2 separate regions of the Homo sapiens genome follow, and region 1 is linked to region 2. A link is an interaction called in ENCODE POLR2A ChIA-PET data of the cell type or tissue named here. Cell type or tissue: IMR-90. All regions are shown on one strand. Links, peaks and the distances in the headings refer to the core of each region. The heading gives the core; the rest is flanking DNA. Region 1 has its middle 7.0 kb from the start of SASH1. Region 2 has its middle 72 kb from the start of SASH1.

Region 1 (9,619 bases), core at 872-8,871, 65 kb after region 2:
TCAATGGTGAGTTGAAGTCTCTTGGTTCCTGCCTTAAACAGTATGGGATGCAATTCACATAGCCCACTTTTTTGATCCTCATGGGCATCTGTATAGATCTTGCCAGAAATTTGCTTCTTGTCTATAATGTGTTACCAAATTTTTCCGAATCTTCATAGTTCAGAATTACAAGTGGCTTTAGAAATCTAGTCTGAACCCGCTGTGTATAATAAAATAAATACCTGTTGTGATATTATTGATGGAATAATTCCCAGGCAGAACTTGTGTTTTTGTTTGTTTGTTTGTTTGAGACTGGAGTCTCACTCTGTCACCCAGGCTGGGGTGCAATGGCACGGTCTTGGCTCACTGCAACCTCTGCCTCCCGGGTTCAAGTGATTCTCCTGCCTCAGCCTCCCAAGTGGCTGGGATTACAGGTTCCTGCTACCATGCCCCGCTAAGTTTTTGTATTTTCAGTAGAGACAGGGTTTCATCATGTTGGCCAGGCTGGTCTCTAACTCCTGACCTCGTGATCCGCCCACCTCAGCCTCCCAAAGTGCTAGGATTACAGGTGTCAGCCACCGCACCCAGCCAGAACTTGGTCTTTACACAGCATCAACACAGATGAAAACCTAACTGGCTATTGCCTATCAGAGTAGAATAAAACATTTCAGAGAAAAATTTTCTGCTTTGTGACCCAACTTGAACTGCAGTGGTACAATCATGGCTCATTGCAGCCTTGACCTCTCAGGCTCAGGTGATCCTCCCACCTCAGCCTCCCCAGTAGCTAGGACTACAGGGACATGCTATAGTGCCTGGTTAATTTTTTGTAGAGACGGGACCTCACTTTGTTGCCCAGGCTGGTCTGGAACTCCCAGGCTCAAGTGATCCTTCTGCCTCAGCCTCCCAAAGTGCTGGGATTACAGGTGTGTTCCCCCCTGCCCTACCCAGCCCAGAGAAAAGGATTTACATCCCTGCAGCCTCACTTTGTTTATTTCCCTTCTCTCCCTAGCCTGTTCTGCTGTCTGCACTTTGTTTTAATTTCTCTTTAGTTTGCTCTTAGCTCTTCTCCCACTTCTTTCACCAAACACTCCCTGATGAAGGGCTTTTTAACAGGTAATGCTTTAGCATGGGTTTGGCTCACCTGTAAGGCATTTGTGGGGGAAAAAAAAAATGGTGTGGATTTGTGATGGGGAAAATGTTTTAACCTATCAGTCTTTCCTTGAAGTCAGTTCCCCCAAGGCATTGTGGAATGCCCCATGTAGGAGTGCCAGAAAGGATTGCTGACTGTAGGCAAAAATTAAATGAGCTTATATACTTTCATTGCTCAATTTCAGCAGCAGGAACTATGGTAAAAAATAAATTGGACTATTTATAATCTTTCAGATTTAATCTCTGCTATAAGCAGAAAATGTGTTGTTGTCGTCTGTAACAAATAACAAGTATTTAAATGAATCTGTGTTCCTAAAACATATGCTATTCTAAGGGAGAATGCATTTTAATTTCAATATTTAATCGTCTGCCCTTTAAAACCAAGTATCTCAAATCCAACAGAGCTTTAAAAAAAAAAAAGGATACAACCAAATATCTCCAAATACCTGATTTCTTCATTCACTTGTCTCATGGTAAGTTAGTTATTTTGCCAGTGAGTTTTTAAAAATAATCTACTGGCCGGGTGCGGTGGCTCATGCATGTAATTCCAGCGCTTTGGGAGGCTGAGGCGGGCGGATCACCGAGGTCAGGAGTTCGAGACCAGCCAGACCAACATGGTAAAACCCCATCTCTACTAAAAATACAAAAAATTAGCTGGGCTTGGTGGCGTGCACCTGTAATCCCAACTACTTAAGACACTGAGGCAGGAGAATCCCTTGAACCCGGGAGGTGGAGGTTGCAGTGAGCCGAGATTGTGGCACTGCACTCCAGGCTAGGCAACAGAGCGAGACTCCTTCTCAAAAAATACATGAAGAAATAAAAATAAAAACAATCTGCTGGTATAGATTTTTTAATACACTGTATTCTATTTTAAAACTTCACATTTCCTCAGCTCCTCTTCCTTACTCTGACATACCTATAGTCTGCAGGGGCTTTCAAATTTGAGCACTAGTCACTATCCTCTGGGGAACTTGTTAAAAAACAGATTGCTTGCTTTAGCCCAAGGAGTTCGAGACCAGCCTGGGCAACATAGGGAGACTCTGTGTCTACAAAAAATAATAATAATAATAATAAAATTAGCCAGGCATGGTGGTGCATGCCTGTAGTTCCAGCTACTTGGGAGCCTAAGGTGGGAGGATCCCTTGAGCCCAGGTGTTCAAGCCACTGCACTCCAGACTGGGTGACAGAGGGAGACCCTTTCTGAAACAAACAAAAAATCAAAAAACAAATTGGTGGTACCACTCCCAGAGTGACTCAGTAGAAGGCTTGAGGTGGGGCCGGGAAATTTGCATTTGTAACAAATTCCTTGGTGATGCTAATGATTGAGTTGTGGGCATGTACTTTGAGAAGCACTGCTCTAGATAAAATATCGTTGTCGCTGTTGTTGTTGTTGAGATGGAGTCTTACTCTGTCGCCCAGGCTGGAGTGCAATGGCGCGATCTCGGCTCACCACAACCTCTGCCTGCCGGGTTTAAGCGATTCTCCTGCCTCAGCCTCCTGAGTAGCTGGGATTACAGGCATGCGCCACCACACCTGACTAATTTTGTATTTTTAGTAGAGATGGGGTTTCTCCATGTTGGTCAGGCTGGTCTCAAATTCCCGACCTCAGGTGATCTGCCACTGCGCCCAGCTAGATAAAATATCCTTCTTTTTTAGACACAGTCACGCTGTGTCGCCCAGGCTGGACTGCAGTGGCGTGATCTCAGCTCACTGCAAGCTCTGCCTCTTGGGTTCAAGCAATTCTCCTGCCTCAACCTCTCAAGTAGCTGGGACTATAGGAGCCCACCACCACGACTGGCTAATTTTTTGTATTTTTAGTAGAGACGGGGGTTCACCGTGTTAGCCAGGATGGTCTCGATCTGCTGACCTCGTGATCCGCCTGCCTCGGCCTCCCAAAGTGCTGGGATTACAGGTGTGAGCCATCTGCAATAAAATATTTTAAGAGATAATAGCAGGCCGGGCGCGGCTGGCTCACGCTTGTAATCCCAGCACTTTGGGAGGCCGAGGCGGGTGGATCACGAGGTCAGGAGATCGAGACCATCCTGGCTAACACGGTGAAACCCTGTCTCTACTAAAAATACAAAAAAAAAATTAGCCGGGCGTGATGGCGGGCGCCTGTAGTCCCAGCTACTCGGGAGGCTGAGGCAGGAGAATGGCGTGAACCCGGGAGGCGGAGCTTGCAGTGAGCCGAGATTGCGCCACTGCACTCCCGCCTGGGCCACAGAGCGAGACTCCGTCTCAAAAAAAAAAAAAAAAAAAAAGAGATAATAGCAGTGTGGTCTCCAGTGATGGTAATGGAGGTGAAGGGAAGTGGATGACTTTGGCCTAATTTAAGAATTCGAGGCCGGGTGCAGTGGCTCACACCTGTAATCGCAGCACTTTGGGAGGCCGAGGCAGGCGGATCACCTGAGGTCAGGACTTCGAGACCAGCCTGGCCAACATGGTGAAACCCCATCTCTACTAAAAATACAAAAATTAGCCAGGTGTGGTGGCACGCGCGTGTAATCCTAGCTACTGGGGAGGCTGAGGCAGGAGAATCACTTGAACCCAGGAAGCAGAGGTTGCAGTGAGCCGAGATCGCACCACTGCACTCCAGCCTGGGCAACAGAGCAACACTCCATCTCAGGGAAAAAAAAATTAGCCAGGTATGGTAGCGGGAACCTGTAATTCCAGCTACTCGGGAGGCTGAGGTAGGGAGAATCACTTGAACCCGGGAGGCAGAGTTGCAGTGAGCCGAGATCACACCACTGCACTCCAGCCTGGGCAACAGAGTGAGACTCCATCTCAAAAAAAAAAAAAAAAGAAAAGAAAAGAAAAAAAGAATTTGAGGCCGGGCGTGGTGGCTCACACTTGTAATCCCAGCACTATGGGAGGCCGAGGCAGGTGGATCACCTGAGGTCGGGAGTTTGAGACCAGCCTGGCCAACATGGTGAAACCCTGTCTGTACTAAAAATACAAACATTAGCCAGGTGTGGTGGCATGTGCCTGTAATCCTAGCTACTTGCGAGGCTGAGGCAGGAGAATCATTTGAACCCGGGAAGCAGAGGTTGCAGTGAGCTGAGATCGCACCACTGCACTCCAGCTTGGGCAACAGAGCCAGACTCTGTCTCAGGAAAAAAAAAAAAAAATTAGCCGGGCATGGTAGGGGTCACCTGTAATTCCTGCTACTCAGGAGGCTGAGGCAGGGGAATTGCTTGAACCCGGGAGGTGGAGGTTGCAGTGAGCCGAGATCGCGCCATTGCACTCCAGCCTGGGCAACAGCGTGAGACTCTGTCTCAAAAAAAAAAAAAAAAAAAAAGAATTCAAATCAGCAGGGCTTATCTGTGGTTTGGATCACAGAGATGGTGAGGGAAGGGAAGGATGAAGTTGGTAGTTTGAATAAATGAATGGATATATCCGAAAACTGAAGCAAGAAAGGAGCAGGGAGGGAGGGTTGGATCATGGTAGGAAATCATAAATTCCATTTGAGGAATGTGAAAGTTTCACTGAAATACATCTGAACCTCAGCTCAATGCCTGGCAGAGAGTAGGTTTTCCATAAATGATGACAGCGATGGTTACTGCTGCTGTTAATACCTTTACTATGAAAACTGAAGCATCCTAATCACCCCGCCCCACCCGAGGTAAACTCCCAGCTCCATTACTCAGCAACGGCATTCCAGAGCTAGAGTTGACTCCTCTTCATGATCACAGAGACGTAGGTATGAACAAGGAAATTTCCTATTTATAGATACAGCCTCATTGGATGAGTGGTAGGGGAAGGAAAAACAAAAAGAGGGTAAAAAGAGAAAGGTTATAATGATGAATTATAATTTATCAAGGTGCCTGTGTCATCACAGATAACCTCACAACTGTATCAAATAAGTGGAATTTTCCCATTTCACAGATAAGATAAACAACTGGCCCAATATAGGAACTTGAGTAAAAATGGAAAACCTAGCTTTGTCTTGACCTCATTACATTTGTGCTTTCTATTATGAAACTGCATCCTTTTTTTTTTTTTTTTTTTTTTTTTGAGACAGAGTCTCACCCAGGCTGGAGTGCAGTGGCAAGATCTCGGCTCACTGCGAGCTCTACCTACCTGGTTCAAGAGATTCTCCTGCCTCAGCCTCCCGAGTAGCTGGGATTACAGGTGCCTGCCTCCACGCCCATTAAATTTTTTTGTATTTTTAGTAGAAACGGGGTTTTACCATGTTGGCCAGGCTGGTCTCAAACTCCCGACCTCAGGTGATCCGCCCGCCTCAGCCTCCCAAAGTGCTGGGATTACAGGCGTGAGCCACCATGCCCGGCCCTGAAACTGTATCTTTACTGCTGCTAAAGAGGTAAATGGGGGCACAATAAACATTTTAATAGAGTTTATTTGAGCAAACAACATTTCATGGACTTGACAGCTCTAAACCAGAAGTGGTTCAGGAACTCCACCAAGGGAATCTATGGGGAGGCCTTTATAAGACAGAAACAGAGGTAAAGCAAAGCAAACATTTGATTGGATATAATTACACAATTGCCTTATTTGATTGATCTCCTATGAAAGTTCCTAATTATGAAAGTTTGTTGGCTACCTCTGATTGGTTGAGCTTAAGTTCTGTTTTTCTGTAATACAGGCATTTGTAAGAGTTAGCTCAAGTTAAGTTTTCCTTAGGTTTGCAAATCAAGAAAGGTTGAGTTCACTAAGTGGTTTTGTCTTCGCAGGGATTCTGCAGGCCTGATCTCTATTTTACCTTACTTTAACCCTGCCCAGCGGAAAACTAATTACATTTCGTATGTTGACATAATGACCTAAATAGGCTGTACCTATACTCTAAATACCCCACAACTTGTAGACTAATGGCTTTTAAACTTTTGTAATTCTGGCCCACAGTTAAGAACAAGTTTTTGTTTTGTTTTGTTTGGGACAGAGTCTCGCTCTGTTGCCAGGCTGCAGTGCAATGGTGCAATCTCGGCTCACTGCAACCTCCGCCTCTCGGGCTAAAGTGATCCTCCAGCCTCAGCCTCCCATAGCTGGGACCACAGGTGCCCACCACTACATCCAGCTAATTTTTTTTTTTTTTTTTTGAGATGGAGTCTCGTTCTGTCACCCAGGCTGCAGTGCAATGACGCAATCTCGGCTCACTGCAAGCTCCGCCTCCCAGGTTCATGCCATTCTCCTGCTTCAGCCTCCCAAATAGCTGGGACTACAGGCGCCCGCCACCACGCCTGGCAAATTTTTTTGTATTTTTAGTAGAGATGGGGTTTCACCACGTTAGCCAGGATGGTCTCGATCTCCTGACCTCGTGATCCGCCCACCTCGGCCTCCCAAAGTGGTGGGATTACAGGCGTGAGCCACCATGCCTGGCCCTTAATTTCTGTATTTTTTATAGAGACGAGGTTTCACCATGTTGGCCAGACTGGTCTTGAACTCCTGAGCTCAGGTGATCCGCCTGCCTGGGCCTCTCAAAGTGCCGGGATTACAGACGTGAGCCACTGTGCCTGGCCCTAAGAACAAGTTTTTACAAAGCAAGCCAGTGTAAACATTTATCTGTACATACGTGTGTATATGTATATATGTGTTGTACACTTATCTGTGCAACAATATGATGGAGACTAATTTCCAATAAATAACAGAGATTGCTAAATTATCAACATTCTTAATGAATGCATTATGGTGATAGTTTTCACTCATTTGTGACAACAAATGTTTATTATGAGCCACAGAATTGATTCTGTAATCAACTTTTGCATCTCTACTAGAAGTCTAGAAAAATCTTCTACGTCACTTTCCTTGGAATTCACTCACCCACAGAAGGACGATTTCAATGAGTTGGATGAGATTCCTGATGGTAAGAGAAAAAGGGGAGTAGGATTCCGGTATACCCATCTTCAATGGAATATCTACACTTCCCTGCCTTGAAGAACTTTGTGGGAATCAAATGGAGTATGATACAGATGAAAAGACTTTTAAAATAATCAGTTTGGGTCTGGTGCAGTGGCTCACGCCTGTAATCCCACCACTTTGGGAGGCCAAGGTGGGCGGATCACTCGAACTCGGTCAGGAGTTCGAGACCAGCCTGGCCAACATGGTGAAATCCCGTCTCTACTAAAAATACAAAAATTAGCCTGGCATGGTGGCACGTGCCTGTAATCCTAGCTACTGGGGAGACTGAGGCACAAGAATCACTTGAACCCAGGAGACAGAGGTTACAGTGAGCCAAGATCACGCCACTGCACTACATCCTGGGCAACAGAGTGAGACTCCATCTCAAAAAAAAAAAAAAAGATGATAATATAAATCAGTTTGTTCTTACTTTGATTCTGCCCCATGTAGCTGTGTTCACTTGGACTTATCATTCAAGTTCTCTGGAGCCTACTTCCTCATCTGTAAAATGAAGGATTTGACCTAGATCTTTTTCGAGGCCCTTTTCCATTTCCATGAGGTAGAATTCTAATATAAAACGTTCTTGGTAAATGATATCCTATATGACTCTGAAGTTGTGATGATGATGATGATGGTGATTTCTTTATAAGGAAAGGACAACTTTGTTAAAAAGCCCCTGAAGGGCCAGGAGCCTTGGCTCATCTCTGTAATCCCAGCACTTTGGGAGGCCGAGGCAGGTGGATCACCTGAGGTCAGGAGTTTGAGGCCAGCCTGGCCAACATGGTGAAACCCCATTTCTACTAAAAATCCAAAAATTAGCCGGGCGTGGTGGCAGGCTCCTGTAGTCCCAGCTACTTGGGAGGATGAGGCAGGAGAATTGCTTGAACCCAGGAGGGGGAGATTGCAGTGAGCCGAAATCGGGCCACTGCACTCCAGCCTGGGCAATGAGCGAGACTCTGTCTTTAAAAAAAAAAAAAAAAAAAAGAGAGAGAGAGATAAAAAGCCCCTGAAGGAAATTTTAGAAGAAAGGAGTGACAAGTGACATTAACTAAGAGAGAAAAGAGTCGTCAATCTTGGGAGTGGTAATCAGATCATGTTGAGTTAACACATGGAAATTGATAAGTAGAAAGTAGCTGGGACTACAGGCCACATGCTGCCATGCCCAGCTAATTTTTGTATTTCTAGTAGAGACGAGGTTTCACCATGTTGGCCAGGATGGTCTCAAACTGCTGACCTCAGATGATCCTTCTGCCTCGGCCTCCCAAAGTGCTGGGATTACAGGAATGAGTAACCATGCCTGGCCTCAAATTTCACATTCTATGTATAGGCATCAACATTTCTCCCAAAACATTATCTCATTTCCCTATCCATTGATTAAGAAGCACCAGGAAAAACAGCTTAAATATCTAGAATAGGTTGATTTCTATAAGTGCCAAAATGCTGGCTAAGGTTTAATTATATGTGTGTGTATATATATAGATATATAATTATAAATATAGATATCTATATAAATATCTATATAGATGTATTTTTTGAGATGGAGTCTCGCTCTGTCGTCCAGGCTGAGTGCAGTGGCTCACTGCAACCTCCACTTCCCAGGTTTAAGCGATTCTCCTGTCTCAGCCTCCCAAGTAGCTGGGACTACAGGTGTGTGCCACCATGCCTGGCTAAGTTTTATATTTTTAGTAGAGATGGGGTTTTGTCATGTTGGCCAGGCTGGTCTCGAACTCCTGGCCTCAAGTGATGTGCCTGCCTCAGTCTCCCAAAGTGCTGAGATTACAGGCATGAGCCACCATGCCCGGCCCGTTTAATTACACTGATGCGGGTATGTGTTGTCACTAAACTGTACGTGTCTTTAGATGACCCTGAAACATACTATAACCTGTGAAGAAGCAGGTGGCCATTAGTATGGCCTTGCCTCATCTTGGATGGGGAAACTAGCACCAGGTCAAATGCTTTGCCCCAGGTCATCTGATGAGTCAAGAAGAAAATGATTCTGGATTGGTGCTGGAGAGTCAGGCTTCATCCTAACCCCAGCCCCAACTGCCCGGCTTGCCTGGCTCCTTGCTGAGTTATTTGCTGGAAAGTGTTTATGTAGAGAACAGGCTGCCCCTTGGAAGCAGCACAGTCCTCTGCATCTTCTTAAATTTAAGAAAGTACCAGGCCAGGCACGGTGGCTCATGCCTGTAATCCCAGCACTTTGGGAGGCTGAGGCGGGTGGATCATGAGGTCAGGAGTTCGAGACCAGCCTGACCAATATGGTGAAACCCCGTCTCTACTAAAAATACAAAAATTAGCCAGGCGTGGTGGTGCATGCCTGTAATCCCAGCTACTCAGGAGGCTGATGCAGGAGAATCGCTTGAACCTGGGAGGCAGAGGTTGCAGTGAACCAAGATGGTGCCACTGCACTCCAGCCTGGGCGACAGGGTGACAGAGCAAGACTCTGTCTCAAAAAAAAAAAAAAAAGTATCACGTGGTGAATAAATTCAAATTCTTAAATATACCAATACAGTCAACTGTAAAGGCTATTTATCTTTTCCTATCATTTACTTATATTTATCTATTTATAGAAATGACAATTAAAAAAACCTCATCAGCCTTAACTGAATTTATTTTTATTCAAAGTATCACAGAGCAC
Region 2 (9,619 bases), core at 1,043-9,042:
ACAGGCGTGAGCCACCGTGCCCAGCTCAGAAATACTTTACCTGATTCTTTTCCTCTCTGCCACTTGCTGAAATTTGGTTGACTGAACGGAAAATAAGAAAAGGCTTAGATAAAATAAGAAGAATGTTTGCATAGGAATATGACCCTTAGCAAGCCAGTTACTCTCTAAGACTCAGTTTCCTACGCTATAAAATGGGGATATAACATATATGACCTACCTCACAGAGTCTTCAAGACAATTAAGATAATGCATGTAGAGCTCTTAGCACAATGTATACAAAGGGCCCAATGTTAGCTCCTACTGCTGTTGTATTATTATCAATAACAATTCCAACGTAAGAGAAGCTCTAGAAACAAGAGAGCTTTTCTTTTCTTTTTGGACAGGGTCTTGTTCTATTGCCTAGGCTAGAGTTCAGTGGCATAATCATGGCTCACTGCAGCCTCAACTTCCTGGGCTCAAGTGATCCTCCCACCTCAGCTTCCCAAGTAGCTGGGACTACAGGTGTGCACCACCATGCCCAGCCAATTTTTTTTTAATTTTTTTTTTTTTGGTAGAGATGATGTCTCACTATGTTGCCCCAGCTAGTCTTGAACTCCTAGGCTCAAGTGATCCTCCCACCTCAGCCTCCAAAGTGCTAGGATTACAAGTGTAAGCCACCATGCCTGGCCTCTTTTCTTTTCTTTTAAAGGGAGGCTGGGAAAGCCGGAGAGCTAGTAGGAGCCAGGGCACATAGAGAGTGAGGTAGTAGCATGCCTAAGGTACACCTCAGCAGTTCCAGAATTCTGCTGCGAGTGGTCCTCCATCAAACTACTTCACCTCTCTGAAGTCTAGTTCGCTTACCTGTAAAGGAAAGATAATAACCAACTCTAACCTACTTCACCAGGTTGTCAAGGATTCAAATAAGACACACATCTGTAAAAGCACTTTGTATGTCTTAATGGAAATGTTAGATATTGCTTTCACATATGTTACAGATAACTGGCTATTGTTTCAATCAAGTCAGCGGTTCTAAACTTTGGCTGCAAATTAGAAGCACCCGGAAGCTTCAAAAAATCCAAATGCCCGGGCCACACCATAAACTAAGCCAGAATCTCTTCCGTGGGACCCAGGCCCAGTACTACTTTGTGTGTGTGTGTGTGTGTGTGTGTGTGTGTGAGATGGAGTCTCACTCTATCGCCCAGGCTGGAGTGCACTGGCGAAATCTCGGCTCACTGCAAGCTCCACCTCCTGAGTTCAAGCAATTCTCCTGCCTCAGCCTCCCGAGTAGCTGGGACTACAGGTGCCCGCCACCACGCCCGGCTAATTTTTTGTATTTTTAGTAGAGACGGGGTTTCACCGTGTTAGCCAGGATGGTCTCAATCTCCTGACCTCATGATCTGCCTGTCTAGGCTTCCCAAAGTGCTGGGATTACAGACATGAGTCACCGTGCCCGGCCCCAGTGCTACTTTTGTAAAGCTCCCCAAGTGATTCCAATATCCATCCAACATTAAGAGTCAAGAAATAAAATGTTTCTTAAACCTTCCCAATGATAAGGAGCCCCAGAGTCCCACCATACCTGCAGAATCAGCCTTCGAAGGGAAGGGGGCGTGGAGTCTATTTTCAACAGGCATCCTTAGCTGACTCTTAACAGCAAGCAATTATGAGAAACAATGTGTTGAATCATAGTCTGAGAGTTGGAAGGGATGTTGTTTAAAGTCTTCACCCTTGAATCATCTCAAAACCATGTGAAACTTTATGAATCCCACGAACGAAAGGCCAATGTGTGTTAACCCACTACATGAACAATAAATAATACGACTTTTAGCTATTCCTCTGTGCTGGAATCATCACCAGCCTCTCAGTTCCGTTTAGTTCCTGAACTTTCTAGTTCAGGAAATTTTGACTGACTGAAGAGATTTGCAATGATAAGAAACTTTTCTGAATCAAACAATTTGGGATGCTAGGAAATGCACAGAAAGAATCTTTCATTTAAAAAGAAATATTCAAATATTGTGAAATAAAATAATAAGCTGAGCTTTTTGATGTCCACAAAGAGAGCTGACCTCCAGGTGGTACAGACACAACTAAATTTTTATTATTTTTCTTTCAAAAGGAAATATTGCACAGTTCTATAAAGCTTACCCTATTACTTGAAGCTCACATGGGAAAGATAGGCAGATAACATTTAATGTAAATAACATACAAACAAGCTACTATGTCGCAGAAAAGTGGAAAATATCAAGAAAAAATGTAATCAACTGCTGATATGCAAGTTGTAAAACTCTGCTCAACTCTGTGCAATTTCCCTCATCTACCATTTTGAAAGCATCAAACTGACAGAATGGTTGGTCTATCAGCTTCTGCTGAACATTCTCATGTTGTCATTGAAAAGTTAAGCTTTGTGGAATTCTGTTCCCTCTGGGGTCACATTTACCTGCATGGCCTAAGTAGTTAACCTTAAAATATTTTCTCCTTTCTATTTCTTGCACTGTTTTGAGTCCAGCCTTCATCTCAGCTTTGTTTGAGCCACAAATACTGTCAATATTCAGAGACTATATTTATTTCTAAGCTTTTTAAGAAGAAAGATAATGGAGATTGATTTTAATAAATAGATGAGTTTCAGATATTTGCATTTCCTTTATAATGGCTTCATATCGGTTACTCAGTTCTAAACTTTGTCAGATAAGGCATTGGGGAATAACAATGCTGGATCCAGTTTGAATTATGTCTTTGGAAATTATAGCCACTCGTTTCATGTAATAAGCACTTGTTTTCATGTGCATTCACCATGCCCATTTCTTAGTATCTCTTTTATCTCTTTTTATTTTTGATAAAGTGTTTTAATAGAGAATATCACTGTAGCCTACCTTTTAATAGTATGAAATAACAAGACATTATTGCCAGGTTTGTTTACATTTGGAAAAAGTCCTTATCATTAATAAGAGGTATACTATAAATGCTTGGAGTCCCATGCCCCATGGAGGAGCTAGTGCACATGATACCTTGAGCAAGAACAGAGCTATGGGCACTCCCAATTGTGTGCCCTCCCTCTCAATTGGTTTTTGTCTTTTTTAATTTTTTTTTTCTGGGATACGGTCTTCCTTTGCTGTCCAGGTTGGAGTGCGGTGGCACAAACCTCCTAGGCTCAAGCAATCCTCCCACCACCATTTCCCAAGTAGCTAAGACCACAGGCACACACCATTATGCCCAGCAAATGTTTCAAATAGTTTATAGAGACAAAGTCTCACCATGTTGCCCAGGCTCAAGCGATCCTCTCACCTCAGCCTCGCAAAGTGCTGGGATTATAGGTGTGAGCCACCACCCCCAACTAGTTTGTTTAGGGTTGTAATTTTTTATACTTTCCTGTTCTTTGTTGAGTCATTTCATTGTCAGATTGCATGTTTGATTGCATTGTTAGATTGCATGTTAGGATGCCCACCCTGATGGCCTCATTTGATTTTAATTACCTCCGTAAAGATCCTATCTTCAAATAAGGTCATATTCTGAGGTATTCAGTATATGAATCTGAGGGGTGTGGGGGGGCACAATTCAACCCTCAACAGTAGTATTATACATGATTATTTTAAAGATTGTTCCTGTATCCTCAAATCATAGCTGATAAATGAAAATAAATTCTGGAAAGAAAACCTTAATTGTGACGATGGTCTTTGGAACAGGACTTTACTGGTATTTGGCAGGTGAGTGTGTACCTCCCACAAGTGTGAAAATGATCATCTCCCAGTTAGCTGTCTCCCAGTATACAATTATTTTCTGCCGTACACCATAGACCGATATACACTGATGTTATAGATTTGGCTTCTGTGCTCCTAAGAGCCAAACTCTATAGCAAAAGCTGTATTCAACGGGGCAGAATTTCTCTTTTGGTTGCTGGGACAGCAAGAGGATGGACAGACTAAGACCTTCCTGGTATAGACAAGGAAACAGGCCAGAAACAGGGAAGAGGGTGGCAAAGGTCACAGGGCTAGTTAGTGGCAGCCCTGGAACTAGATCTTGGGTCTCCCAACTCATAAGCCGGTGCTCTTTTACCAAACCACACTATCCTCCACCCCGGGTATCCCTCACCTTACCTGCCAGCTATCAAAACCACCCACTGCTCGCTGGCAATATATGCTTTTCCTTACTGACTTTAATATTTTAAAATTTTTTTTTGTATTGAACTGATCCTAATTGCTAAATAAGTGCATTACTGATACCGATGAGCAGAATTAAAATTGGGGAGTTATGCCTTTGGTGATTGTTTCCCTAAAAACCTGTCAACCCCCCAACCAAAAAAAGCTAGGCATCTAATTTACATAAGGTAGTGGGTTTCTTGACCCTTCAGATCCAATTTTTTGGCTAAAACTTGCTTTATCAGCCAGAATTGTAGATATATACTCCAAAGTGGAAAAAAAAATTTGTCTGAGATGTCAAACTAGTGGCAGTTAGTGATTACTTTTGAAAACAAAAAAACAAAAAGGCTCTTACCTTCTGTTTTACCAGTTCTTGGTTAATACACCATCACTGATATTAGAGGTTTGGATTTTAGATATCTTCAACCTAATTCAGCCACTTTACAAATAAGGAAATGGTAGCCTGGGCAATGGCATGTCCAAGGCCACTCAGTTAAAGAGAAATCTAGGGACAGGTCTTTGTCTCTGGGTCTCTGGACATCTCATCCACAACTTTTTTTTTTTTTTTTTTTTTTGAGACAGAGTCTCGCTCTTGTCGCCCACGCTGGAGTGCAGCGGCACGATCTTGGCTCACTGCAACCTCCGCCTCTTGGGTTCAAGTGATTCTCCTGTCTCAGCCTCCCAAGTAGCTGGGATTACAGGCGCCCGCCACCATGTCCGGCTAATTTTTGTACTTTTATTAGAGACAGGGTTTCACCATGTTGGTCAGGCTGGTCTCGAACTCCTGACCTCAGGTGATCCACCTGCCTTGGCTTCCCAAAGTGCTGGGATTACAGGTGTGAGCCACCGCGCCCAGCTCATCCACAACTCCTAATACCACTGCTACTGCTGCCTAATGGTTATGTTAGCACATTCCTAAGCTACAGGAAGTTTATTTTTCCCCATGAAGATAGGAGAAATACTAACCCTAATGTTCCTTAGTGACTTGATGCTTTACCATGTAGCTCTGTTATGTCACACTCACAATATTAATTTTAAAGAATAGACTGTTTTCCAAATATATGTATTTAATGTGACTATCTTCTGACTATTCACTGATGTTACCAACACCTAAACTTACTTGTGTAGGGAAGTGCCATGCACATTAACTTTTAATATTTTTTAAGACTGTATAAAACTTTTGTTTTATTTTATTAAAAGGGAAATGTTTCTATGTTTCCTTTAGATGTCTTCAAAATTCATGTTTTTGTAACTTCTTTTCAGGGTTATTAAATCAGGTTAAACTAGATTAAGCCCCAGCGAAGGTGTTTCAGAGTTTGAAGCCTGGCATATCAGCCAACTCTACAAAGTGGTCTCAGAACAGAGGACATTCTGAGATGTACAGTCCATTGATGAACACTAATCCTAGAACATTAAACTTACCGTGTTAAATGGATTTCTGGAAGTTTCTCTGTGGAAGTCTTGGAATAGTCCTCCCTTCCTTTTCTTGAGCCAAGAAAACTCTGAACCAGAACAATTCGATTTCAATTTGTGGAAAAACTATATTCAATGAGCCAAACACCGTGCTGAGAGTTTTGTAGGGGGCGGGAGAAAGGGGCATTTGGATCACTGTTGTATGTTAGTTACTAAAATATCTGGATTTCTATTTAAATGTTCTGAGATACATTTTCAAGCTTTGTTTCTGAGGGGTATTTGCAAGCTTCATTTTAAAGTCCGAGAACCCGAAGAATGAAACTCGCTTTTGTGTCATAGTTATTGTGTTATATGTTAAGCATTTGGAAGGGACCCCAGTGAGGCCTCAGGAAGCAGTTACTGCCTCTCTTATCGTCCTGAAGGCGATTTGTTTTAAAGTTGATAATCCCTAGGGCTGTGAGAGTGTCCCACATCTGCCCTGAATTGAAAACAGATTCCCATTTAGAGCCTTACATCAGTGCTGCAGATTCATGCGATCTGAGTCAGAGAGGAAGTCAGAGACCATTTGAACGTATGGCCAGCAGCTCACTTCATGGAGGAACAAGATTGCAGGGTATGTAGGCTGTCTGTTTTCAAATTTTAAGACTGTTTTTGGTGCCTTCTGACATTTAGACTGATATATTCAGGAAAGGACTATTGTGGGAAACAGGTATAAAGTAACTGTCAGTATCTAGGGATTTTCAGTGCTACTGATGAATTCATCAAAATTCCGAGGGCGCTAGGCAGTGACTGCTTCGGAATTCCTTCACCGGGCTTTGCCATTTTTGTGACTTACCATTCATTATATAAGATATATTTATATAATTATGTAGATATTTATTTTCCCCCAAGACTCTAAAAAAGGTTTTGTAAGCCAAGAAAAGTTTTTCCTGTTAAAGACCAGAGCTTTTCCAGCCTCTACTTATCTATGAAAACTTTTTTAAAGATTTGCACACACGCTAAGAATGAAGGATGTAACGATGTATTTCATGTTGCAACCCCCAGGGGATCGGGACCATCCGATTAACCATTTAGTATCTCATATTTTACTGAAGGAGTTTTCTTCTCAGGTTGCTGAACAACTTTGTTTCCGTCTTCGTCTTCTCTGTGGAAATCGTATTCTACAGATTGTGAAGGTCTTTTCTTTTTTAATTAAAAAAGGGGTTTATATTTGGGCTGAACATGGGGGCTCATGCCTATAATCCCAGAACTTTGAGAGGCCGGGGCGGGAAGGTTCCTTGAGCCCAGGAATTGGAGACCAGCCTGGGCAACATGGCGAAACACTGTCTCTACAAAAATTACAAAAATTAGCTGGGCATGGTGGCATGCAACTGTAGTCTCAGCTACTTGGGAGGCTGAGGCAGGAGGATCTCTTGAGCCCAGGATTTCTGGGCTGCAGTAAACTATGATCACACCACTGCACTCTAGCCTTGGTGACAGAGTGAGATCTTGTCTCTTCTTTTCTTCTTCTTTTTTAAATTTTTCTTTCTTTCTTTTTTTTTTTTTTTGAGACAGAGTCTCCCTCTGTCATCCAGGCTGGAGTGCTGTGGTGTAATGTCAGCTCGCTGCAACCTCTGCCTCCTGGGTTCAAGCAATTCTCCTGCCTTGGCCTCCTGAGTAGCTGGGATTACAGGCACCTACCCCCATGCCCGGCTAATTTTTGTATTTTTCATGGAGACAGGGTTTCACCATGTTGACCAGGCTGGTCTTGAACTCCTGACCCCAGGTGATCCACCTGCCTCAGCCTCCCAAAGTGCTGGGATTACAGGCATGAGCCACCACACCCAGCCTGACCCTGTCTCTTAAGAAAAAAAAAAAATAGATTTGTTCATGAAAAATAATTAAAGAGTACAGAGGTCATGAGGTAGAGTCTGAGAGCCCAACCACTCAATGCATGGGTGCTGACCCCTGCCTGGCCTGAGGGCCTCTCCTGCCCCTTCTCTGCTTCTGGCCTGGGCTTTGGCAAGTTGAGGCCTCTCAGGTGGGCTTCTGGAAGGCTGCTTTGCTCACTACTGTCTCTGAGGAGCTGAGAACAGTGCCTGGTACTGTCGGTGCCCAGTCAATACTTGTTGAATGAAAGTAGAATTAGAGAAGGGAACTCTAGAAGAAATTAGAATTAGAGAAGGGAACTCTAGAAGAAATGTCAGTTTGGGCATTTAACCTAGTGAGGCTTTGCTTGGGCAAATTTCTCCTTGCCATCTTGGTAGGATTGCAACCAGAAGGAGAGACTGGGTCATTGAGAGAAAAGTGCTAGACTGCCAGTCAAAGCAACTATGTATGAAACATAGAATTCCACGGTCATGGGATGAACAAAGCAAAAAATGTCTGAAATATGAGTTGTGAGAGGTAACAGTCATGCCCTAGAGGGTGCTCAGGAGTCCAAGGGAGGCTGGTAAATGGGAGAAAGTGAACAGACATGGCTGGCAGGTTCTCCTTTCAACTTGGGGCAGATGGACTCATCAAAAATCTTCCAACAGAACAAAGCCTCCTCTTGTTACATGCGCTTTCCCTGGTTTCAGAAACAATACGTTCAGAGCAGCCTAGTTGGCAGGTAATGTTTTCAGTCCAAATGCCAAAACTCTGGTCCCTCTTGACTGGTTGCCCGCAGTTCTTTAAAGAGGGAAGGTTTTTTCAGGTGCCAAAATTTGACTGCAAACTCTGTCATGGGACTATGCCCTCTTAATCCCAGCAAGACAGAGGCTTTCTTTTAGAAAAGGAAGCAAGCACATTTGGGTTTTTGTGCTGAGGATGCAAAAAGATGTATTGATCAACTCAGACAGAAAGGGGAATTATCAGCCTTAGGAATATCGTTCCTGTCCTAAAGAGACAAGTGAATGAGCCTTGAAATCTATAGAGACAGTTCCAGTTCAGACAAGCTTCCTTTGTGGGAGATGATTGTGTATATGTCTTATTTTAACTAACCTAATTAATCTACCTGATTAATTTATCAACCTCAGAAGTTTGGGGAGAAAATAAAATCAGTGTGGCAGAGACTTCCACAGTGATACCTGGATTATAAATTTACTGTTACCTCAAAGAAAATCCAGATCCAAAATCTCTCTGCCTCTTTTCCAGTAACAAACCCAGCACATCTTCATTTAGGGCAATATCCTCTTGCCCTGCCCCTCCTCTAATTTACAGCCCCATATTTGGACACCAGGGATTCAATGACCTACCACCAAGGCACCAATGGGTGGTGCCACCATGCCAATTCACAGAACTCGTGGCTCTTCAGAAGTTTTGTAAGCCATTGTTTAGAATTCAGAACACATTATCACCCAGAAACAAGGTTAGGCTCCAGCTCTACTCCTGAATGCAAATTTATCCTAAAATACAGAGAATCTGCTACAAGCATCTGGAAAGGGGAAGAAAGAACTTGCGTCATATTGTTTAATGGCATTGGAGAATATATTTTACAATGAATGGTAATAATGTTCTCAAGAGCATTTTTAATATCCTTGAGAATTCATTCTTGGCCCTGGACATCATTTGTTTCTTGGTCTGGACCCTAACCACCTATTCTAGGTGCTTTGTCTCCTGCTGCTTCCTTGAATGGTACCCTAGGCTGAAGTCCAAGAAAATTATTTGTATGTACTTTTCCACTTGTGGTTTCTTTTGCCTAGACTGTCTTATTCCTCTTCTAATTCCTGGCAAACTCTCGATCAGCTCAAACATTCACACAGTTAATACTCTTCTGTGATGCCCCAGTCAAACTTCCACCTCTCTACTCCCTTGGCCACAAACCCCTCTAAGAAAATTTTGCAGACAGCTTCAAGTGGTTCCTCCATTGACCTTCCAAAATTCCAAGGACCCCAGTTCAAAACTCTGCCTAGGAAATATTAGAAATTCCCCTCCCTAGCTCGCTTGCATTTCCATAAGATCTTAAAAGTACCGCTATGTATTTACATTAATCACATTATATTGCAATTATTTTGGGGCGTGTGGTCTCACTCTGTCACCCAAGCTGGAATGCAGTGGCATGATCATGGCCCATGGCAGCCTTGAACTCCTAGGCTAAAGCAATCCTCCTGCCATAGCCTCCCACGTAGCAGGGACTA

The links. Peaks named below come from ENCODE experiments on the same cell type or tissue, not always from the same donor. Only the 100,000 strongest peaks of a DNase experiment are listed, where the experiment ranks them.
Region 1: POLR2A ChIA-PET joins it to region 2 with 15 read pairs; 9 of 35 experiments call an interaction of 5 or more read pairs at or near these places.

Annotation. Positions count from the first base shown.
Region 1 is chr6:148,331,060-148,340,678 of GRCh38, forward strand. It overlaps a transcript of SASH1 not described here. Among named protein-coding and RNA genes, the nearest start is that of SASH1, 7.0 kb to the right of the region's middle. RefSeq lists enhancers at 487-1,478, 3,461-4,450. In IMR-90, for the core only: no CTCF peak of the experiment used is centred there; no DNase peak of the experiment used is centred there.
Region 2 is chr6:148,266,243-148,275,861 of GRCh38, forward strand. It overlaps a transcript of SASH1 not described here. Among named protein-coding and RNA genes, the nearest start is that of SASH1, 72 kb to the right of the region's middle. In IMR-90, for the core only: a CTCF peak has its summit at 7,926; DNase peaks (open chromatin) are centred at 1,719 and 5,999; H3K4me3 peaks cover 236 bases; H3K27ac peaks cover 3,677 bases.